Linked DNA regions of Homo sapiens: region 1 is linked to region 2. Evidence: read pairs that join two places in POLR2A ChIA-PET (ENCODE). Cell type or tissue: Caco-2. All regions are shown on one strand. Links, peaks and the distances in the headings refer to the core of each region. The heading gives the core; the rest is flanking DNA. Region 1 overlaps LOC105378771 (a long non-coding RNA gene). Region 2 overlaps AK4 (adenylate kinase 4).

The links. ChIA-PET counts read pairs that join two places held together with the same protein. Peaks named below come from ENCODE experiments on the same cell type or tissue, not always from the same donor. Only the 100,000 strongest peaks of a DNase experiment are listed, where the experiment ranks them.
Region 1: POLR2A ChIA-PET joins it to region 2 with 5 read pairs; 1 of 35 experiments calls an interaction of 5 or more read pairs at or near these places.

What each region holds. Positions count from the first base shown.
Region 1 is chr1:63,707,560-63,715,898 of GRCh38, reverse strand. All of the region lies in intron 1 of LOC105378771 (a long non-coding RNA gene), which reads right to left. Among named protein-coding and RNA genes, the nearest start is that of ROR1, 62 kb to the left of the region's middle. RefSeq lists an enhancer at 1,324-1,825. In Caco-2, for the core only: no CTCF peak of the experiment used is centred there; DNase peaks (open chromatin) are centred at 4,928 and 5,232.
Region 2 is chr1:65,154,945-65,163,283 of GRCh38, reverse strand. All of the region lies in intron 1 of AK4 (adenylate kinase 4), which reads right to left. Among named protein-coding and RNA genes, the nearest start is that of AK4, 11 kb to the right of the region's middle. In Caco-2, for the core only: no CTCF peak of the experiment used is centred there; a DNase peak (open chromatin) is centred at 4,483.

The sequences.
Region 1 (8,339 bases), core at 87-8,086, 1.4 Mb after region 2:
ATGGGGTTTCTCCATGTTGGTCAGGCTGGCCTTGAACTCCCGACCTCAGGTGATCCATCCGCCTCAGCATCCCTAAGTGCTGGGATTACAGGTGTGAGCCACCACGCCCGGCCAACTTCCAGTTCTTAAGAGACCTTGCAGCCTTTGTTCATTCTCTTGGGATTCATCTACCATGTAAAGAAGTTCAAGTTAGACTACAAAAGAGACCTCACATAGGGAGAGAGAGAGGCCCAGTCATCCCCAGATGTTCCAGCCACCCCCAGTGAGGCACCAGACATGGGAATAAAGCCATCTTGGATATTCAGCCCTTCCAGATTCCTAGCTGAATGTATTCACACAAGTGACCTGGTTAATACCAGATGTGCCAGGAGAATGGTCTTGCAGAGCCCAGCCAATCCACAGAATCATGAGAAATAAAAAAATATGGTTTAAGCCATAGTTTGGGGGTATTGTGTTATAAAGAAATAAATAATGCATACAACATTTCTATCTTAATCGCTGACTTTCTTAATTTCTACTTTAGACTATTAAGTCACCTCTTGTATAACATCTTCATTGACCCTCTCCAACCAAACGGAAACTTCACTTTCTTTTGTGTCCTATCTGACTCCTTACTTCTTAGTATATATATTTGCTTGCACATCTATGTCCCCTACTGAACTGTGGACTTCTGGAGGCTGCCATCTGGGTTTTATTCACATTTATATCACCAACTCTATTAGAGAATGTCTGGCACAGTGGTAAGAGCTCAATAAATGTTTGATGAATTAATGAACTAAATGATTGAACTAATCATTGCACTGAGTCTTCCCTTTGACTGTAACAAAGTCTCCTCTCCTCCACCTCATGTACTGGCATGTCATCTCTTACTTCATCAAGTCTCTTCTCAGAAAGGACTTCCTCTACTACCACATCCAAAATAGTAACTTCCTCTCTCCTTTTCTATCCTTTTACCCTATTTTATTATTTTCCTTCATAGCACATATAACCATCTGAGAGTTTATATACCTATTTATTGTTTGTCACTCCCCAACAGAATATAAGCTCATGATGTCAGGGACCTTTTTTATTCACCACTATGCCCCAGTACTTAGAGCAATGCTTGGTACCTTATAGGTTTTCAACAAATATTCATTGGATAAATAAGTAAATGTATGTTTCATAAAAGGAACAACAAATGTGGGTGATTTTTCCACTTTTGCTTTTGGTTGTTTTGCATTTTAGCTTGAGCCCTTACACTGGGCATGATTAGGACACCTTAAGATCCAGTTCAGCTCTCCATCCTGGGCACACTGAAAACTACTCTTCCCAGCTATCTTGCAGTTAGATGTGGCCACGTGACTACGTCTGGCCAAGGGGCTCTGCAGGGAAGTGACAGGTAGCACTTCTGGGCTGAAGCACAGCCTGGAGGGTGCAGCTCTCCAGGGGCTCTCGCTTTGCCTTGTGCTGAGATGATGGAGCCACCGGATCAAAGGCGCCTGGGGTTTCTGAGCCACTGTATGGAGAACAGCTGCCCTGGAGAGTCGCCCATAACCACAGGGGACTTTGCATGAGTCAGAAATAAACTTTTGTTAAGTTAAGCCACTGAGATTTCAGAGTGGGCTGTTACTGAAACACAGCCTAGCCCAATCTGATCACAAAAAGCCTATTTGGTTTAAATTCCTTTACATTTAAGAAACAAAAGAGGCAAATGCAGAGGAAAGAGAGAAAGAATGAGGGGTTTTCATCATCTAAATACTAATTTACAATTTCAAAGTACAAAAATATCCACTCTGAGCCTGACATGGTGCCAGGTACCAGCCACACCCTGAGGACACAGAGATGAATCTTAGTCTCTCCTCACAGTTTACACACCAGTGAGAAAGACCGCATGCCATTAAAATATGGTGGGATAGTGCATGGTTGTAGTTATACTATCTGTGTGTTCAGGGCACATGGAGGGTGGGACCCTTCATTCTGACCAGATGCTATTTCCATATTAAGGTCACTCTGGGCACTAATAGCCAGGTATGTTGGACACATTTTCTCTAATATTTATAACAACTCTGCATCATGGGAAGGATTAGCCCATTCTACAGATAAGGAACCTCAAGGTCAGAGAGGTTAAGCACCTGGCTCAAAGTCACAGTGCAAGTAAGCACTGTATTTGCTGGTAGCTCCTAGAGGTCTGTACAGCACAAGCTCCCTCTTCTAATTCCTGCCCAGTGACCCAGTTCTGACTTTAATATCTTGAATTATTCTGCCCGCTCCTCACCCCTGGGGTTATTGTTTCCTTTCTGTGTATTTGCAATGGCAAAGTCAAAATCCCAACTATCTGCCATAAAATATGAAGAAAAGTATTACTTTTAACTAGAAGGCTGTGGTCACGGCAGCCGGAACCTAGCAGGGCGGGTGGGTCAGCTGACAGTAAGGGTCTTACAAACCCATGCCGCTTGTCTCTCCCCACCAACCTCATCTTGCCACTTCTGCAAAGTCATTGAGGGAACAACTGCTGACTCTGAAGAACAGCCAAGAAGCACAACTCTGAAGCTGGTGCACTCATGCCGAGCTGTCCTCTGGGCCTACTGCCTTCGAGCCTGGAGTCCTCCCATTGCTGTGTCTTGGTTGGTTTTATAGTTTCTTTAAGACTAAAAATACCTTGAAGTGGCCCCTTGCCCTTTATTCATTGGTCAGTCCAAACCTGTGGTCCAATTGCTTCTCTAATGAGAGGTAATGAAGGAGGAAGTGGGGAAGTCAGCCATCTGGACTGCAGGCAGGTGCAGGTGGCCCTAGGAGAAGCCAGAAGGGCTCCTGCCATTGCAACTTTGCTTGGTGAATGTACTAGGGAAGGACAAGGAACAGAAACGCAGGCATCAGCTAAAGAACAGAAGATCTTTAGAAACAAAGTATTTCTAATCCTTATCTTTCGTTGAGACATCATTAGCCCAAGAACCAGGACATTTTGTCAGTGGCAAAATTCAACGATATCAAGGTAAAGGGCAAGGTAGACATGTTGTTCTAACAGTTTCTAAGGGCAAATGCCAGGGGTGTGTGGGTGTGTTTAAAATAGATCTTGGCCAGACACGGTGGCTCACGCCTGTAATCCCAGCACTTTGGGAGACTGAGGCGGGTGGATCAACTGAGGTCAGGAGTTCGAGACCAGCCTGACTAACACAGAGAAACCCCATCTTTACTAAAAATACAAAATTAGCCAGGCGTGGTGGTGCATGCCTGTAATCCCAGTTACTGGGGAGTCTGAGGCAGGAGAATCACTTGAACCCAGGAGGCAGAGGTTGCGGTGAGCCAAGATCGTGCCATTGTACTTCAGCCTGGGCAACAAGAGTGAAACTCCATCTCTAAATAAATAAATAAATAAATAAATAAATAAATAAAAATTTTAAAAAATAAAATAAAATAGATCTTACCCACAATTACAATTGGGCCAAGACTTGAACCTAAATCACTCTTACTCCAAAATTCACACAAAACCCAAGCATCTTCCATTTTACCCAGTGTGCCTATATCAAGTCATATGTTGAAAATTGGAAAACATTCATTCTTCTCATTTGTGTCACAAGCTCCTGGGTTTTCACATGGACCTTTTGAGGACAATATTTTAACCAGTGATTTTCAATCTTTCTTTCTGGCTCCAAACAAACCAAAAATAAATATCCATATTTCTACCACAAGCAGTAGCTCACTGTGTCACAGACATAAAGTTTGAATGCAGAGCAGGGGTTCAGGGAAGAAAGCATGTGCGCACTGAACAAGCCTCTCAGGGTATTTGGGTATATAATGGAGACAGATAGGTAATGTGGGTGTCTACCTGGCACAGACCCTTGGATCGAGCTATGGTCGGGCCTGGTCTTCATGAGACAGATCTGTTTCATTCCTCTTTTTAAAAAAATTTTAAACATTTACCATTATTAAGACAATTAAAAATAAACTCTAGTCAGGGTGAAGTGGTTCACACCTGTAATCCCAGCACTTTGGGAGGCCAAGGTGGGCAGATCACGAGGTCAAGAGCTCGAGACCATCCTGGCCAACATGGTGAAACCCCATCTCTACTAAAAATACAAAAATTAGCTGGGCGTGGTGGCGGCTGCCTGTAGTCCCAGCTACTCGGGAGGCTGAGGCAGGAGAGTCTCTTGAACTCGGGAGGCGGAGGTTGCAGTGAGCCAAGATCGCGCCATTGCACTCCAGCCTGGCGACAGAGCAAGACTCCGTCTCAAAAAAAATCAAAAAACAGAACTCTAATCTGCTTGGATCACTCTCTGTTCCCTTTCCATTTCGCTGGAAAATTAGACACAGCTGGAAGCTACATGTATAGGAGGACATGGACGTTGGCATCAGAGAGATCCAGTCTTGAATTCCAATTTCTCTCCAGGCAGGGCAATAAACGCCTCGAGCCTCAGTTTCATCATCCTTAGAACCAGGTTTGGAGTGTCTTACAAGCAATAGACAATAAATGGTGAGTTTTCGGGTACGCTGCTCTCTCAGAATGTAACTTCACAAGTACACTTCCAAGAATTGGCCTAGTGCATATAACTGCCCTTTGTAATAGCTATAGTGTATTCCATTGTGATACTGTGTCACAATCTGCCTGCCATTTCCCCAATACTGGGAATTTGGATTGTTTCCAGTTTTCCTTTCTTATGAATTGATCTGCTGTGAACATCTTTAGACAGATGGATTTTTTTCCCCCTTAAGTTATTTCCTTAGAGAAAATTCCCAGAAGTGGAATTACTGGGTCAAAGAGTAGGAACAGCTCTGTAGCCCTTGTTATTTATTGCCAGATGAATTCTCATTTTCTAAGAAGGCTGTCAGCTGGGAGAGCGCTGCATATGAGGTAGTTTCCATATACCACTGCTGTCTCTGCCATGAGCTCTACTGGAAGAACCATCCCCAGCCTCTGTCATTCTGTGGTTGGCACTAAGTTGTAGGAGGTAGGGACTAGAGAAGAAAGATAAAGACCTGGAATGTGTAGGGATGCAGGGCTGGGAGAAGGAAAATGGACAAAGCTCTGTGCATTTAGGGATTAGGGTCTGATATGACTAAGCACTTTGATCTAGAAGTAAATGATGCTGGGAGAAAAATCCTTCAAATAAGTTAATATTTATTGCTTTTGTTCTACATACATTTATGAGCACTTACCTAACATGTGCCAAGCACTAACATTTATATGATGTCTGAACCTGTCCCCCAACTCCTTTTGTAATTTGAGGAAGACAAGGGGGTTAAAGTCTAGCCCTGCTTAGGCTTCTCTTTGGCTAAGATACTGGAAGAGAGAAATCTTGCTTAAGAAACTATGAAGGCAAAATTGAGAATATGAGTAAAGCCGCAAACCAGAGGCAGATAATAAAACTGGTGGCGCAGACACAAATCAAGGACTACCCTGAGATGTGTGAACGAAAAAGTCAGGACAAGAGCGATGGGAATGTTTATGAGGTGAAGTGGAGACCTGGGGGAGATGATAAATCAAAGCAGTGTCCTGAAAGCTTTTACATGATGCTGTTCAAATCTCAAATATCTTTGCCAACATTGTTTTCTACTTGATCTAGCAATAACCAAGAAAGCTGTATTAAAATAGTGAAGGATTTGTTAATGCCTCTTCATAGATCAAACCGTTTTTGTTTCTATATTTTGAAGGTGTATTATTAGGTAAATATAAGTTTTCAACTGTTATGTTCCTAACAAATCGAAACTCTTACCATTATGTAGTGATTTTATCTTTTTAAATGCTTTTTTCCTCAAAGTCTGTTTTGTTTTGTTGGCCTGCTTTCTTTTGGTTAATATTTTCCTGACATATTTTTTCTAGGCTTTGACATTCAAACTTTTTTTGTCCTTGTATTTTATTTAGTTAGTCTCTTATAGAAAGGACATAGCTGGAGTTTGTTTCTATGCGGTATGAGGGTCTTGGTGCTTTAACAAGACAGCTTAATCCATTTTCCTTCTGTTTCTTTCTTGCTTGCTTTCTTTTCTTTCTTTCTCTTTATCTTTTTTTTTTTTTTTTTTTTTTTTGAGACAGAGTCTCGCTCTGTCCCCAGGCTGGAATGCAGTGGTGCAATCTTGGCCCACTGCAACCTCCACCTCCCGGGTTCAAGCAATCCTCCTGCCTCAGCTTCCCAAGTAGCTGGGACTACAGGCACGCACGGCCACACCCAGCTTATTATTATTATTATTGTATTTTCAGTAGAGACGAGGTTTCACCATGTTGGGCAGGATGGTCTCAATCTCTGGACCTCGTGATCCACCCGCCTCAGTCTTCAAAGTGCTAGGATTACAGGCGTGAGCCACCACGTTCCTTTCTTATTTCCTTTCTTTCTTTTTCTTCTTTCCTTCTTTCCTTCCTTCCTTCTTTTTCTTTCTTTCTTTCTTTCTTTTTCTTTCTTTCTTTCTTCTCTCTCTCCCTCCCCTCTTTCTTTCTTCCTTTCTTCTCCTTCCTTCCTTCTTTCCTCCCTCCCTTCCTTCCTTCCTTCTTGCTTTCTTTTTCTTTCAAGATGGGGTCTTGCTATATTGGCCAGGCTGATCTTGAATTCCTGAGCTATGGCAATTCTCCCACGTCAGCCTCCCAAGTAGTCAGAATTACAAGGGTACACCACTATGCCCAGAATTTTTTCCCCTTATTTTGATTACTGACTTATTTGGATTTATGTCTACTCTCTTATTTCTATTTATCCTTCTATTCATTCTGCCTTTCCTGTTTTACACCCACCCTTCCTACCTCCTTTGGATTGACTGCATTTTTTCTCTTCCCCATCCTAGTTCTTCCCCTACAAGTTTGGAATTAATTAATTAAAGTGCTATGTCATTCTTTTGGACAAAGTTTAAATAGTATTTTTTTCCCCAAACATACTATGACTTCAGGGTGCCTTAAATCTGATCTCCCACTCCTCTAAATTCACATGCTACTTTTGTCTATTCTAGGCTCTTTGCCCCCAACAGACACTAGACATTATTATCATTTCATAAATTAAACGTTTTCTTAAGTTTTATCTGTAAATTTGCCAAAATACACATTCACCATCTGTCCTTGCACCCTCCATCTATTCTGTCTGAGATATATTCCTTAACAAACATTTATTCAGTGTCTGTTGTTTGTAAACTTTGTATTTTTGTTTTTTTCTGAAACGTTCGTATTTTGCCCTTATTTTTGACTGGTTATTTTCCTGGGTATGAGATTCTAGGTTATTTTATGTCACTGCATTGACCATTTCATTTCACCCTTTTCTGGCTTCAATATTTTCTCTAGAGAAGTCAGCCCTCAGAAAAATTGCTGCTCTATTGAGAAAAGTTTTGCCTTTCTGACATTATCTTTTCCTTCTTCCCATCTCTAAATATCTTTTTTGATTTTCTGAAGTTTTGCCATGATTTGCCTATACATATATCTCCACATATATATTAATATATACATATTTTTTGATTATCCAGCTTGGAATTTATTGTTGTTTGGAACTGCAGGTTGCTTTGTATTGCCTCCCTGTTCTCCGGAACACAGACTCTGAGTAAAAGATTAGCATGCTGAAAACTCACTTGGGAGGGTTCTCAGAACTGCGATCTGCGGAAGAAGCAAAGGAATAGGACTGGGCACAGAGTGAAGCTGGGTGGTGACGCAGTCACACAAAAGCCCTCATCCCATTCCATAGAGAGCTCTGGTGTTTGAAGAGCCCTGAAGCATTGTTCCTAATTGGGGCAATGGGGCTGAGCTTTTATGACCACGCAGCAATGACCCATTATGCTCAGGGCTGCCCTTAAGGAAGGTGTGTGGCATTGAGCGAGGCAACTCTCTTCAGCTGAGGGCAGCCTCTGGGACTGGACTCAGCCATATGCTGTCAATGGTCAACACTCTTAGTAGCTGGGGGAATGAGTGCTTTGATCCTGGGGGTGGGGAGACAGAATTTGGCTGGGGCGCCACAACATCCATGCCAGTCCATGCCTCATGTTGCTCAGATCCACTCCTTTGGTGTGTGTCCTGAAAGCAGATCTTTTAGGATTCTAGTGGACCTCTTTTTCTAGAGAAACTTAAAAGAGGAAGGTTAATGCTGTAAACTAATGTGTTGCCTGCTGCACCTGATCCCAAGGACAAAACAGATACTCAGCATCTTCTTCGTCTCCTATCACTCCCCTCAGTCTCAGCTACTGCCTCTGCAGGTTTAGATAGCTTACCTGGTGAGGGTGCCCAGACCTTCATATCCGAGGGATTTGAAATCTTGTTCCTCTGCCCTTCTCAGGCAATGACTCCTACACTTACCTATTTATCATCAAAACTGGGCAAAAAGTATCAAGAAACACTCAAATGGATCACCTGGGTGCCAAACATATTCTTCCCTGCCCCCATTGTGTAACACCAGTGCTACCTC
Region 2 (8,339 bases), core at 111-8,110:
GTTTTTCTTTTATCAGAAGGTAAAAGTTGACGATGAGAAGAAACGAACCTTCATTCATTGCTAGTGGGAAGGTAAAATGATGCAGCTGCTTTGGATAACAGGCACTTCCACAAACTATTAAACGTCGAGTTACCAAATGAACCTGTATTGCTATCCTTAGGTATATACCCAAGAGAAATGAACATTTACATCCATACAAAAACTTACATACAAATGTCCCATAGCAGGAAACAGCCCAAGTGTCCATTAAGGAATGAATGGGTAAACAAAATGTGGTATACCCATTCAATAAATTATTTGGCAATAAAAATGAATAAAGTACTGATACACACTACAATATAGATAAACCTTGAAAACATGCTAAGCAGCCAGACACAAAAAGTCACATATATTAACATACAACTATCCAGAATAGGCAAATCCATACAAACAGAACTAGAGTAGTAACTGCCTAGGGCTGGGGCAAGGGGGAAATGGGGAGTGACTGCTAATGGGTATAGGGTTTCTTTCTGGAGAAATGAAAATGTTCTGAAATTAGATAGTGGTGATCGTTTTACAACTCTGTAAAATATAGGAAAACCTCTGATTTTTACACTTTTTTTTTTTGTAGAGTTGGTGTTTCACCGTGTTAGCCGGGATGGTCTCAATATCCTGACCTTGTGATCTGCCCGCCTCAGCCTCCCAAAGTGCTGGGATTACAGGTGTGTGCCACTGCGCCCGGCCCTGAGTTGTACACTTTTAAAGAATAAATTTTACTGTATGCAAATTTTATATTCAGTATAGCTGTTACGTATAAAAAATAAAAGTAACAACCTGAAAACCTTCCATGGATTCTCATCCAGTTACAATGAAGCCCAAACTCCTGGCCATGCCTCAAGGCCCTATACCTACCTTTCCAGCCTCCGCTTCTACCATCTCCTCCCCACTTACAGTGCTCAAGATACAAGCCTCCTCCCGCATCCTCTCCACTTACTGAGAGTTCACTCCTATATTAGGCTCTTTCCACATACTGCTTCCTCTGCCTCAAATCTTCTTGTTTAAGACACTTCTCACTGTATCGCCCAGGCTAGAGTGCGGTGGTGTGACCATAGCTCACTGCAGCCTCCACCTCCTGGGCACAAGTGATCCACCTCAGCCTCCCAGTAGCTGGGACTACAGGCCTGCACCACCACGTCCAGCTAACTTTATTTTTATTTTCTATAGAGACGGGGTCTCACTCTGTTACCCAGGCTGGTCTCAAACTCCTAGCCTCAAGCAATCCTTCTGCCTCGGCCTCTCAAAGTGCTGGGATTACAGGTGTGAACCACCGTGCCCGGCCTGCTACCAAATCTTCACACGCCTGACTCCTACCCTTATTCAGAGCTCAGCTTAAATATTACCTCCTCAAAGAGGCCTCTAACGCCACAATCTCAAGTAGTCTTCCCACTCTTCCTCACTGTACTATCTCATTTTCTTTAGAGTACTTCCAGAAGATATCAGGTACAAGGCATAAGGTATATGAGGTGTCTTATTTTTTTCTGTCTCCTCTCCTCTCGTTATAGCCTATTAAAACATTAGTTGAACTGAACCGTCATGAAAAAAAATTACTATTCAAATGGCAACAGACAATAACTGAAATTATGAAATAGAACATCTTACAAGAGATAATGAATAACAAATTAAAGGTACCAATGGGTATGAGAGAATTTTAGAGAAGAAAATGACCTGTAGCTGCAACAGGTGTGGAAAGGCTTCATGGAAGCAATGAGAGTAGAAATGGACTTCGAGAGATTAAAGAAGTGTGAAAGGCATTACAGGCAAAAGGTACATGTGAACAAAGCACTCCTTGCTGCCTTGTCTATGACCCCCATGCTCTACCTGCATGCATGCGCACCGCCATGCCTCCTGGGAACGTAATGTAGAACTCAGAGCTCAAACCCTAGACTGTCGGTACCTCAAAGACAGAGAACAAGTTTTACTTTTTTGCACGCCTCCCCATACCTAATGCTGGGACATGTGACAAATGGGACAAATGAATAATAAAATAACACCAAGTTCAGGCATTATTCCTGAACTCTTACCATTATGATGAAAAGCAATTTCTACCTCCTCACAACCAAATGGCTTCTATTTTTGACCCCCTTTGGTCCTTTTGATCATGGGAGGAGGAAGTCAGTGCTTCCTTTTTTAGGTTTTTTAAAAAAAAATGTTTTAGGGACAGAACAACAACAACAAAAAGTACATCCCTCTATCCTACCCTTAAAGGGCCTTCTGAGCCTCAGCATACTTGTTCCCTGCTATCCATGGTGCTAGGGTCTGAACGTGCCCCCCAGATTCATATGCTGAAACTTAATAACCAATGTGATAGTATTAAGAGGTGGGGCCTTTAAGTGGTCATAAGGGCTCCTCCCCTGCAGTGTGGTGGCTCACACCTGTAATTCCAGCATTTTGAGAAGCCGATGCAGGCAGATCACTTGAGGCCAGAAATGCAAGACCAGCCTGGGCAATATAGTGAGACCTTGTCTCTACCAAAAATTTAAAAATTAGCCAGGTGTGGTGGCATGCGCCTGTAGTCCCTGCTACTCTGGAGGATGAGACAGGAGTACTGCTTGAGCCCAGGAGTTCCAGGCTGCAGTGAGCCAATATTGCACCACTCCACTCTAGCCTGAGCAACAGAGCAAGACCTCATCTCCAAAAAAAAACTTAATTTATTGTTTTTGTGTTTTTGTTTTAAGTCTTGTGTCTTATAAAAGAGGCTTCATCACCTTGGGAGTCTGAGGCAGGAGAACTGCTTGAGTATAGGAGCTTAAAACCAGCCTGGCCAATAAAGTGAGACCCTGTCTCTAGTGGAAAATTTTTAAAATTAGAAAAAATAAAATCAAAGAAGCTTAATGTGGCCTTTAGCCCTTTTCCTCCTCCATCCTTTCTGCCATGTGAGAATACAAAGTTCAAGGTGCAACCTTGGAAGCAGTCAACAGGCCTTATTAGACACCAAACCTGCCAGCACCTTCATCTTGGAATTCCCAGCCTCCAGAACAGTGAGAAATACATTTCTGTTGTTTATAAATTACTTGATCTCAGGTATTTTGTTATAGCCACACAAACAGACTAAGACACACTGTCCCTACATGGCATTTATAAGACATGAGTATTTCACTAGTTTCTAGAGTACTCAGATGTCAGCACGACATAATGGGAAGAAGTTTAATCCTAGCTATGGAGCCCCAGGTTTGAACGCTAGTTTCTCTTTAACTAGCTGTTTGACTTAGGACAAGTTACTCAACCTTTCTGAAGCCACATATTTGTCACTCAACTTTTTTTTTTTTTTTTTTTTTGGAGACATAGTCTCGGCGCTGTTGCCCAGGCTGGAATGCAGTGGCACGATCTTGGCTCACTACAACCTCCGCCTCCTGGGTTCAAGCGATTCTTGTACCTCAGCCTCTCGAGTAGCTGGGACTACAGGCGCACACCACCATGCCCAGCTAATTTTTGTATTTTTAGTAGAGACGGGGTTTCACCATATTGGCCAGGCTGGTCTCGAATTCCTGACCTTGTGATCCACCTGCCTGGGCCTCCCAAAGTGCTGGGATTACAGGCATGAGCCACCACGCCCGGCCAACTTTTTTTCTTTTTGAGAAGGTTTTCGCTCTGTTGCCCAGACTGGGGTGCAGTGGCTCAAACACAGCTCACTGTAGCCTCACTATAGACTCACTGTAGCCTCCTGGACTCAGGCAATCCTCCCACCTCAGTCTCCCAAGTAGCTGGGATTACAGGCATGCGCCACCACTCTGGCTAACTCTGTTTATTTTTTGTAGAGACAGGGTCTTGCCATGTTGCCCAGGCTGGTCTCTAACTCCTGGGCTCAAGTGATCCATCCGCCTTGGCCTCCCAAAGTGCTGGGTTACAGGCGTGAGCCACTGTACCTGACCAAGTTAGTTACTCAACCTTTCTGAGGCCATTTATTTATTTGTAAAGCAAATGATATAACAAAAACTGCTCTGGAGATCTGTGTGGGAATTAGAGATAATTTGCATTCATTAGTCAGTCCAGGGCCTGGCAGTTGCTTCGCCCCCTGCAAATGTTGGTTATGACCAAGTCACAAGAATTATAAAATGCCAGGGTTACAGGTTACTGCTGCCCAGACAGAAGGTGCTGAAGATCAGAAAATAGTTGATTTCTAGCTTCTTGGAAGTTAGATGATAAACAAGAATGACTCTGCATTATTTCAGTATTATCTGTCTGGCTAAGTAAGGGATGCTTGCTCCTGGATCTGTTGTTTAACTAGTACAAAAACTCTCAGAACTTAGAGGTGAGACTGTTAAAATATAACATCAGCCATTTAAATTCAACTACATGAAGCTGTACAAACAAGACCTTTTGTACTATGTCTTAAAGGCCAACCTGAGAGCTTAAACATCAAGTGGAGGGGGTAAAATACACAGAGTAATCCAAAAGCCTCTATTATCTACTCATGCTTTTTTAAAAAAAATCTAGTTTGGGCCGGGTGCAGTGGCTCACACCTGTAATCCCAGCACTTTGGGAGGCCTAGGCAGGTGGATCACCTGAGGTCAGGAGTTCAAGACCAGCCTGGCGAACATGGTGAAACCCCGTCTCCACTAAAAATGCAAAAAAAAAATTTAGCAGGTCATGGTGGCAGGAGCCTGTAGTCCCAGCTACTCGGGAGGCTGAGGCACAAGAATCGCTTGAACCCAGGAGGCAGAGGTTGCAGTGAGCCAAGATCACACCACTGCACTTCGGCCTGGGCAACAGACTGAGGCTCCGCCTCAAAGAAAAAAAAAATCTAGTTTGCTAAAGGAAAATACATGGTTGAAATATCTGATTCATTGTCCATTGTGAAAGTACATCATCTAAAAAACTTACAAAATTTCCAACTCCTTAAACCTTCTCACAATATGCACCAATACAGATTGTTAAAGAGCAGACTAGCATAATATAATACCATTTAACAATTTACTTGGTAGATTTTGAAGGGAACAGGTAATTCAACATGCCTTTCAGAATGGGTGAATTTATAGTTAACAGCTTGAAGCCCAATTTACTAGTTTTAGGATTGTTTGCCATCCTTCAGTTCCAGAAGTTAAAAGCCGAAGTTTAAATGCATATACTACAATGCCACTATGTGTATGTATATCTTAAAGGCAAGCACAAGCAATGAGGGCTGGAAAGGTGATATGGGGCAGGCATGATAACCCTTTCCTTTGACAATATCATTAGAGATGGATGCGGACTAAAATGATAATAGAAAAGGTAAGGCCAAGCCATAAAAGCAAGGACCTCTTGTGGACCATAAACAAACTCTACAAGAGGAGTTTCAGGTATGCTGTGACAATGACCATGCCATCTTTTTGTAGCTGTACTCATTTGTCAAAACTCAGCTCAGGAATCGCCTCCTCTAAAAAGCCTTCCCAAATCTCACCTCCTCCTAAATGCTGGGTTAGCTGCCTCTTCTGTAAGCATGCACATCTTGCAGCCTCAGTTAATTTTTTTTTTTCTCAGAGACAGGGTCTTGCTCTGTTGCCCAGGCTGGAGTGCAGTGGCATGATCACAGATCACTTCAACCTCAACCTCTTGGGCTCAAGTGATCCTCCCACCTCAACCTCCCGAGTAGCTGAGACTACAGGTGTGTAAAACCACACCCAGCTAATTTTCTTACATTATTTTTAGTAAAGATGAGGTCTCGCTACGTTATCCAAGCTGGTCTTGGACACTTGGTCTCTAGCAATCCTCCAGCCTCAGCCTCCCAAAGTGCTGGGATTACAAACATGAACCACCACACCCAGCCCAATTGTGTTATTTTCTTCTTGTTTGCTTGCCTGTCTGACTGCCTGCCTCCACCAAAAAACAGCAGCTCCTTCAGGAACAGACCTTGTTTCACCTCTTTGCATCCCACAAGCCAAGATTGCCTGGCACTCAAACATTTGTTGAAAGACACATTTACCAGGACATTCAGTGCAGCATGCTCTGTATATCGAATGACTATAAATAACCTGAATTCCAATCAACAGGGGACTGATTAAATTGTGGTCCCAGGACTCCTGTGAGTCCATGAGACCTTTTCAGGGGTCCATGAGTTCCCCTTTAATTACATGTGTATAAAGCCAGATGTTCTTCAAATACTTTAACCAAAACAACATAGCACCAAAGACTGAATGAAGAACCAGATATGACAATAAAGTTTTCTTCTATTAGGCCAGAAAGATTTGCAAATGTGCAAAAATAACAGTACTTTTCTCATTAGATTTCATTTTGGAAAATAGTTAATTTTCACAGAAATCTGTTAACATACAGTGGATTATTGTTATTTTGATGAATTAATATTTTTAAATTTTCTCAATTTTCTTTCTTTTTTTTTTTTTTTGAGACACAGTCTCGCCCTGTCGTCCAGGCTGGAGTGCAGTGGGGCAATCTTGGCTCACTGCAACCTCCGCCTCCCGGGTTCAAGCAATTCTCAAGTAAATCTCAGCCTCCAGAGTAGCTGAGATTACAGGCATGTGCCACCACGCCCGGCTAATTTTTGTATTTTTAGTAGAGACGGGGTTTCACCATGTTCGTCAGGCTGGTCTCAAACTCCTGACCTCATGATCTGCCCGCCTCAGCCTCCCAAAGTGCTGGGATTACAGGCATGAGCCACCGAGCCCGGCAAATTTTCTAAATTTTAATTTCAAATCCATTTAACATCTATATATGTAACCCACATAAACAAAGCTTCTTTGGTTCTCAATTTTCAAACGTGTTAAAAAGGACCTGAGGCCAAAATGTAAGAGAAAGGCTAAATAAACTATGATATATCTGTACAATAAAAAATAATGCAGATATCTTTTTAAAAGAATAAAGTAAACTGATACATGCTGATGGAAACCACTATCTAAGCTTTACTGCTAAGTTTTTCTTAAGTGCAATACAAAGAACAAATGTGTACATTAAAAAAAAGAGGCACTGCTATACACACATAAATGCTATAGATATATGACAAAATCTTTGGATACACATCCAAAAAAAGTTAAAAGCAGATACCCCTGTGGAGAGAAACTGGGGAACCAAGAGTCAGGGATAGGCATGAAACTTTCCACTCTATTCCTAGTGTATTATTTGAAAATTTTACTATCTGCATGTACCTTTTTACCTTTTCAAAAGTAAAAATGGAATAACAAATTATATTTGAATATTGGAATTATACATGAGTACTTAACTCACATTAAAAAACAGTATTTAACAAAATTGGAAAATACTAGATGACACATTGTTAAAGCAATTTTCAAAACAGTAATACTATAATACAATGCAATAATAATGTAACTCAAAATCTATGTGTGTGTGTGTGGAAGGTGGCTCATGCCTGTAATCCCAGCACTTTGGGAAGCCAAGGCGGGCAGATCACTTGAGGTCAGGAGTTCGAGACCAGCCTGGCCAATACGGTGAAACCGTCTCTACTAAAAATACAAAAAATTAAGCCAGGCATGGTGGCAAGTGCCTATAATCCCAGCTACTTGGGAGGCTGAGGCAGGAGAATCACTTGAACCCGGGAGGTGGAGGTTGCAGCGAGCCAAGAGCCGAGAACACGCCACTGCACTCTAGCCTAGGCGACAGAGCAAGGCTAGACTCCATCTAAAGCAAAACTCCATCTAAAAAAAAAAAAAAAGTATTAGCAGTGACTTTTCCTTCCAGTTGGTAAATTACAAGTGATTGTTTTCATCTTTATAAACTTTTGCTAACTTATACATATTATTTCTATAATCAGAAAATCAGTTTATATGTATGCTACATATATCCATACCTAAATAAAATATTTTTCATTTTTTTATTTACTTTCTGAGACAGAGTCTTGCTCTGCCGTCCAGGATGGAGTACAGTGGCGCAATCTCAGCTCACTGCAACCTCTGCCTCCTGGATTCAAGCGATTGTCCTGCCTCAGCCTCTTAAGTAGCTGGGACTATAGGCACACGCCACCAAGCCCAGCTAATTTTTGTATTTTTAGTAGAGCCAGAATTTTGCCATGTTGGCCAGGCTGGTCTCGAACTCCTGGCCTAAATGAAACATTTATTAAGCCAAAAAGTACACAAATAAAGTAGCACCTATAAACTACCAAGAACTTGAGTGAATATTTGTAAGCTACGTTTAAAACGCTCCCTATGTCGGCCGGGTGTGGTGGCTCACACCTGTAATCCCAGCACTTTGGGAGGCCGAGGCAGGTGGATCACCTAGGTCAGGAGTTCGAGACCAGCCTGGCCAACATGGTGAAACCCCGTCTCTATTAAAAATACAAAAATTAGCTGGGCATGGTGGTGGGCGCCTGTAATCCCAGCTACTTGGGAAGCTGAGTCAGGAGAATTGCTTGAACC